Regions from separate parts of the Homo sapiens genome. Here region 2 is linked to region 1. Evidence: chromatin loops called from intact Hi-C (ENCODE). Cell type or tissue: heart left ventricle. All regions are shown on one strand. Links, peaks and the distances in the headings refer to the core of each region. The heading gives the core; the rest is flanking DNA.

Region 1 (3,773 bases), core at 502-3,001:
CTCACACACTCTCCTTCATGGGAGAGGGTGCTTAGGAGGAGGTCTGGCTGCTGTGAGGTATGGGACCTGTCCAGGACCTTCTACTGCTACAGCAGGAACAGCACTGTGAGGGAGGGATGTTGCTCTTCCTATTTTTCAGTCGTGGAATGGAGGCTTTGAAAGGTTTGGTAACTTGCTCGAGATCACACAGCCAGCGAGGGGTAGCATGGGATTAAACACCAGTCGGCTCGTCTCCAAAGGCCTGACTGACAAAAACAAATTTCAATCGATTTTACTTTTCCTCTGTAATAGATGAGGAATATCTCATTTCAGAATATCTGAAGGTGACATTTGGAGTCGCTCATTGATTCAATTATTCTGAATCTTTATTTCAGAGCTTATTTATCTCAGGTTTTAGATGTGGAATGCTCCAAAACTATTCATTGGTTTCACTTCCCTTTGCATTGCTAAGTAAAGGTGATATAGGAGAACTACTCACAGGGGTGAGCACAGCAAGGGTACGAAGGATGTAAAATCAGACGCAGCTTTTCTATGCATCTTTCTTAAACACATTACTCTTAACCCAAGAGACAGTCAGGATCATTAACTTTCCTAATATTTTGTAAAGCATTCATATAGCAACATTTGGGGCACATGCGCACCTGGTCTTAAGTCAGGGCAGGAGTGGCTAATTAATTCTCTGATTCCTCAGGCTTCACAGTTTCAACCAGCCATAATTATTTTGCAATTGAGGTTCCCTCTCTGCCTAAACTGGCATTGTTATCAAGGGCTAAATGCATCAGCTTTGTAATAATGAAGATGGGTGCCAATTCCATCTTCCATATGGGATGAAGTTGGGGAGAGAGATGGTGGAGAAGCACTGGTCAGACTGTAAATGATATTGAGTAGAAAGAAGTCAGGGATTTTTGTTTTTAACATGAAAAAGAAATAGAATTGTAACTAAGTTGAAGTTTCTTTACTGTTTCATCTTGTTTCTTTACAAATTTCATCTTGTCATTTACAAGGGTTTATGCCACATAGCTATGGATTTGGGCCCAATATTTGACCTTATAGCAGCTCTAAAATATTAGACTGCAGTTAGGAAATGCCCTCTGGATCTGATTTTTAAACAGAACCAAATGCATTCTACTCTTTTCTGCTTTTAAGAGTAACACTGCTTGAGGATGCATTGAAGCCCTGCTAGACATCTTTGCTGATATTTGCCTTTAGCATTCTTTCTGGAGGTATTTAGACCTTAATAAACTACCATTATCCTTTAAAAAAGGACTGAAGAGAATAATATTTGTAGAAACAAAATAATCAAATACAGTCCTACATCATTTAATGTTGGGGATACGTTATGAGAAATGCATCGTTAGGCAATTTTGCCATTGTGTGAACGTCATAGAGTGTACTTACACAAACCTAGATGGTGCACCCTACTACTCCACACCCAGGCTACGTGGTGCAGCCTATTGCTCCTAGGCTACAAAGCTGTGCAGATGTGACTGTCCTGAATACTGTAGGCAATTGTCACACTGTAAGTATTTGTGTATCTGAACATATCTAAACAGAAAAGGTACAGTAAAAATGTGGCATTATAATCTTAGGGGACCACCATCACATACATGGTCTATTGCTGATTAAAATGTGGTTAAGTGGTACATGACTGTACTAGCATTAAAGTTCTTCCGAACTGAGAGGGTGGAATGGGAACAGGTACTGGCTTCTTGTTTTAAGGGCTGACTGGTGAGGAAGGTACTGGCTTCTTGTTTTAAGGGCTGACTGGTGAGGAACTTGCCACACAGAGCAGTAGGCTCAACTAGGCTGAAGACAGGCTACAGATAGGCTCCAGGGTTGACCCAGGGCCAAGATACAGCAGCTGCCTTGTCCTGGCTCGCTGCAGACTTGGCATCTCCAGTGCCTGTATCCCTGAATTTGTGGTTGAACTTAAGTTTGGGGAGTCCCAGTGGCCCTAATGAGACTGGAAATACCACCCTAAACAACCTCCTTTAGCAGCTAAACTGACAATAATAATCTGTTGTTTACTGCACAGGATTGAGATGAGTGTAGCAATCTCCTAGACGAAGGGCCAAGCTGCTCACCCACCTGGGTGGGGTGGTCAGTCTAGGGCGGCCCAAGGGGATTCTTGGGTCACGATGACCCTGGGGCTGATAACCAACTCACAAATACATAAATCAACAACATGAGGCTAGCTTCTGCTGGGGCTTTGTTGTCTGGTGGGCCTGAGTTTTAATCCCGGCTGACCTCTTACTAAGCGATTGTGGGTAAGTCATTCTAATTTTTTTCTCTCTGAGCCTCAAATTCCTCATCTATAAAGTGAGCATGAAATCCTATTCTAGTCATTCTGAGGGACAACTGAAGTGATATATGTGATAATATGAAATATGATAGATGTGATATATAGAACTGTAAAACTTTTAAAAAGTAAAATGCCTGTTAAATTGTTAAATATGTGTAATATGTGAAAAACTCCTGGCAAATATACCTACTAATATCCATTTCCATATAGTTCTTTTATATAAAAGGTAGAGCAGTATATGTAAACCTTCTAATAAAACACTTAGCTATAACTATGAATTCTCATGTGCTCTTCCTGCTGTCAGCCTCTCCTCCTGCTGTTAAATCTTTGCAAGGCCTCCTCTAGTTGTTATGTTCTGAAAAGATTCAAGTTTGTATCCTAGACTTCAAAGTTATGTCTCTCCTATGTGGTGTGTAGTGTATCACCCTGTACTTGGAGGTATGTGATACAAGAAACTAAGGAACTAAAATAATTCTTTTTTTTTTTTTTTTTGAGATGGAGTCTCACTCTGTCGCCCAGTCTGGAGTGCAGTGGTACGATCTTGCTCACTGCAACCTCTGCCTCCCGAGTTCAAGCAATTCTCCTGCCTCAGCCTCCGGAGTAGCTGGGATTACAGGTGCCCGCCACCATGCCTGGCTAATTTTGTATTCTTAGTAGAGATGGGGTTTTACCATGTTGACCAGACTGGTCTAAAACTCCTGACCTCAAGTGATCCACCTTCCTCAGCCTCCCAAAGTGCTGGGATTACAGACATGAGCCACTGTGCCTGGCCCCTACAATAATTCTTTAATGTGAGGAAATATCAAATGAAAAATAAGAAATTCTAGGTAAGGAAAGAAATTTATTTAGTGGAAGTATAAAAGAAGTTTAAAAAGTTGAAGAAAATTTTGGTTTTCAATGTTGATGCAGCGTCCTTTGTGAATCTTTAAATTTGTGAATGACACTTTTGAAAACTTACACCTTATTCTAAGTGTCTTTGTTCACTTTACACTGTACTGTAAAGAATCACAAGAGTGTCTCATAAATAACTTTCTATATAACATATGTATATTTCAAAATAACATGTTATATATATAATACATACAATTTTTGTCAATTAAACAGTACATTAAAAAGACAAAAATAACTTTCCATAAATGAGCTCAAGTTATTTCATCCACAGTGATAGAATGTTCCCCATTTGATGCAAGCAGTTAAACTTAATTTCCATTAAGACAAACACACAAATAACAATCCTCCTTCCCAAACTTGAAATCCCACTTCTCTTTTTGAACTCTCTTCATGAAGTAGTCCCTTTTCTTGCATTTACAACATAAAGCCTAAACCACAAATATTGGAGGGCAGGGGTTGAGGATGAGCAATTGAGATGTTCCTCATGCCCTTAAACCAAGAGTCCTTATGTTCTCTCCTTCCTAAGGATGGCTTATTTTCCTTTCCATGAAATGACTTTAAGGGTGATTATATCCAAAGG
Region 2 (3,773 bases), core at 416-2,915, 700 kb after region 1:
CTAAGTAGCTGAGATTACAGGCGCCCGCCCCCACGCCTGGCTAATTTTTGTATTTTTAGTAGAGACAGGGTTTCACCATGTTGGCCAGGCTGGTCTCGAATTCCTGACCTCAGGCGATCCACCCACCTCGGCCTCCCAAAGTGCTGGGATTACAGGCGTGAGCCACCACACCCGGCTGAGAATAGTAAGTTTTTAAGCCAGAGAGGGTTAGATTTATATCAAATATTTAGTGTCCAGTGCCTCACAAAGAGCAACCGGTGATTAAATATCACCTTTTATTAATACTGATAACAATATGCTTATATACTGCCTTTACCTGGCATTACAGAATTTTCTTAATTCTTAGGTAAAAGGTTGAAATCAGGAGATTGGTAGCTCTCACTGACTTATGGAACTGGTAACTTGCCTGACACAGACTAAGTAATTAGTAAATATTCGTTTTCTGCTTGTTTCTTTTTCAGAGAAAGGGTTGGCTGGAGCACAGTGGTGCAATCATAGCTGAGGCTCAAGGGATCCTTCTGCCTCAGCCTCCCAAGCAGCTAGGACTACAGGCATATGCCATCACATCGGGTTAATTTTGTATTTTTTGTAGAGCTGGGGTCTTGCTCTGTTGCCCAGGTTGGTCTTGAACTCCTGGGCTCAAGTGATCCTTCCACCTCAGCCTTCCAAAATGTTGGGATTATGGGCATGAACCACCACACACAGCCAATAAGTATCTGTTGAATCAAAGAATGCTTAAGTGAATGGATTATATCTAGCAAATATAGTATAAGAGAAAGAAATAACATTCATGAAATAAAAAAGCAGATTCCTGTATTTTAACACCATAAAATGGCCACTACAATTGAAACAGAAGACTTCCCTGACCCCCTTCACTGAATGTACAACGGGGGGTGGCACCCCTTATGGAGGGGGAGCATGCACACAGGCAGGTGCAGGAACCAGGGGGAGATCTTTTGGGCTCCAGCCACACAGCTGCATCTAGGGGTGGGTGCCTGCGACTCCCAAAGCCCCAGTGGGCATGCTTTTAGCTCTGCCATCTGCAGACGGCCTAAGTGTTAACCAGCTCAGTGCCCTCTTGGTACTCGGGTTCTTGTCTGGAGTCCAGGAAGCATCAGGTCACACACAGACTTGAAGGATGGTGAATTCAGGGGTTTTACCGAGTGGTGGAGGTGGCTCTCAGCAGGATGGATGAGGAGCTGGAGAGGAGGTAGAGTGGGAGGATCATCTTCCCCTGGAGTTTGGCCATCCAGTGGCTGATCTCCTCCCCAACTGTCCCTAGTCGAACTTCTCTGGATATTCAGATGCTCCTCCTCGTCTCTCCTTCTCTGCTGCACTGTTCTGCTGCCCTTCTCTCTTCTGTTCATCTGCCCGTCTGCTCATGGAGCCTGGGGTTTGGGGTTTATATGGGTACAGGACGGGGGGGCGTAGTGGGCCAAAAGACAACATTTGGGCATGAAAACGGGAATGCCTGTTCCCACTTAGGGCCGTGGATTTCCAGGCTTGGGGGTGGGGCCTTTGTTGGAGAACTGCCCTCTTCTACCCAGTATTTCCCTGTTTCCTGTCTCTTGTCCATATCACTATGTGACACGTTGTCTCTGGCCTCAGCTACACGTGGAAAGTGGCCAGGCTGCCAGGAGGCAAGGAGCCAGCACAGGATTTAGATAGAGGAGTTAGCTGCTCGACTGTCTCCTATATTTATACTCTTACCCCTGAGCGTCCATTTAATGTTTTCTTCTCCTTATAAAATACATGTCTAAATCCTCTTCTACCATAAAACTCATTTTAAAAATTGGTCTTTTCTGTAATTTGTGAATATTTATCTCCATTATCAGACAAATTCCAAGAGTACAAACACATATTTATATTCATTACAGAGGTGAGCCATCTGTAAGTGATCAACAAAAACTTTCTCATAAAGAACATAAAAGCCATCAACACAATGAAAATTCTGATAACCCATGTTCATTCTTTCATTTAAGCATTAAGAAGTTACCAAGCAGCAAGGCCCCATGGTAGGCAATGAGAAATACCTAAGGCATGAGCCCTGACTCCATCCAGGACATTTATAAACTACTGCAGGAGGCAAGATTAACATACAAATCTGTCCACAACACTGGTTTCAATCTCTAAAAAGTTATTTTTTCCACCAGAGTAACTATTAAGAATCAAAATGGATACATTTGGTTTTAAATTTCTATCTTCATCTCCTGTCTGTCTCTCTCAGAGATAAATGTTAACAAGCACTAGAATTATTTAAATGCAGTCATCAGAGCAAACCAGAAGAGAAGGACAAATGGAGAACAATCTATAGGAGAGACATAGCAGATCAGTGGCTGGACAGTCTGAAACTTCAATAACAGGACACAATACAAAGAAGAAGGGCTCCTACAGGAAAGGATATGGTGAAGTGGCTGTGCTAAAAGAAGGGATTATGAAATAAAATATTTACATTTAAAGTCCTAGTTTTAACAAACTTACTTTATCCAGCCTCTCAAATTCCAAAGCCTTCAACAGGAAAAGTCTTTCCACAATGCTACCCTAAAAATAGTTCCCTTTAGTCTTTCTCAGGATACCATGTAGATTTCCCTTCAGTTTGCTTTTGCAACAACACTGGTGTCACGAAGAATGAAACGACGACTTATTTTAACTAGAGAGCAATATTTATGTTATGCACACATATCTTGACACTGTCACACACGTGCTGATGTTTTCTTTCTAGAAATGGGATCTGCATCAGCCGTGTTTGGTGTGTGCCCTGGCCTTGCAGCTGTTGTGCTGGCAAGTTGGGTGTTGTTCCCAGGCATTCCACGGAGTTTCTTGGTTTAATTTTATCTAACAGGCTAAAAGGGGTACAATTATTTTTTATCAAAATAACAATAAGGAAATAACTTCCAACAATGAATTTCTAAGTGAAAGAATCTGCACATCATACATTTGTGTCTGTAATTAGCAAAATTAAATGTCCCTTTCTCTCCGTGAAGTATTTAGCTTGCTTCCTTACAATAACTGTCCATGGAATAAAAGCAAATAAACAAGAAATTGAGTTTACAAACTTATGGACATTAATTATTCAATTTTGGCAGATGCTTTTACTTTAAAATCAGTTACAATACAAACATGTGAAAAACTTCTAGGTTCTAAATCACATCACTAATCTCAGCAGTTCTGAGAAAACAAGTGACTCTTCTTTCGAACAAATGAAACCACCCAAACATTATTTATCTTTCAGCTGCACTACTCCCATGCCCAAAATTAAACAGAGAAAAGTTTTCAGACTCAACAATTCACCTCCACCGGTAATCTGAAGCCAGAGTGGGAGAGCAGGTATTTGTGGAGCCAAGTCTGAATGTAATTCTATTTACAATGCCATGCTTTGCCCCCCTAAAGCCAACCTGGAGCAGCATAACCCCACCCTGATCTTTATCACCTCCAGCTGGAGTGAGGAGTCAGGTTCCCCAAGGTGTACTTCTAACCAGAATTCCCCAAGACAGACTAACCAAATGCCTAATTAACAGAGAGAAGAACCTCCAGTTGCTCCACCATATATAGGCTCTCACTGAAGTATCACCAAGTCTAAGACAAAGCAGACAGCTGATAAACAATCCACTTTCTTCAGCCCCCTCTAAGGAAGCCTCAACAGCCAAATGTAATCTAATAATTAGCATATGTAAGAGTAAAGGTCCAGACCATGACATCAGCTTCACAGAAAAATCAGCAGATTCAAAAAAGATCCACGGAGCCTATGCAGTCTTTGGAAATTCTAAATAAAT

Evidence for each region. Peaks named below come from ENCODE experiments on the same cell type or tissue, not always from the same donor. Only the 100,000 strongest peaks of a DNase experiment are listed, where the experiment ranks them.
Region 2: a loop joins it to region 1, with 2.2 times the contacts of the local background. A loop is called at or near these places in 1 of 110 quality-filtered maps.

Annotation. Positions count from the first base shown.
Region 1 is chr1:231,851,942-231,855,714 of GRCh38, forward strand. All of the region lies in intron 9 of DISC1 (DISC1 scaffold protein), which reads left to right. The region is part of intron 12 of TSNAX-DISC1 (TSNAX-DISC1 readthrough (NMD candidate)); the gene reads left to right. Among named protein-coding and RNA genes, the nearest start is that of DISC2, 35 kb to the left of the region's middle. In heart left ventricle, for the core only: no CTCF peak of the experiment used is centred there; a DNase peak (open chromatin) is centred at 1,860; H3K27ac peaks cover 296 bases.
Region 2 is chr1:232,551,963-232,555,735 of GRCh38, forward strand. All of the region lies in intron 2 of SIPA1L2 (signal induced proliferation associated 1 like 2), which reads right to left. Among named protein-coding and RNA genes, the nearest start is that of SIPA1L2, 76 kb to the right of the region's middle. RefSeq lists an enhancer at 1-231 and a silencer at 3,321-3,615. In heart left ventricle, for the core only: no CTCF peak of the experiment used is centred there; a DNase peak (open chromatin) is centred at 1,619; H3K4me3 peaks cover 791 bases; H3K27ac peaks cover 2,017 bases.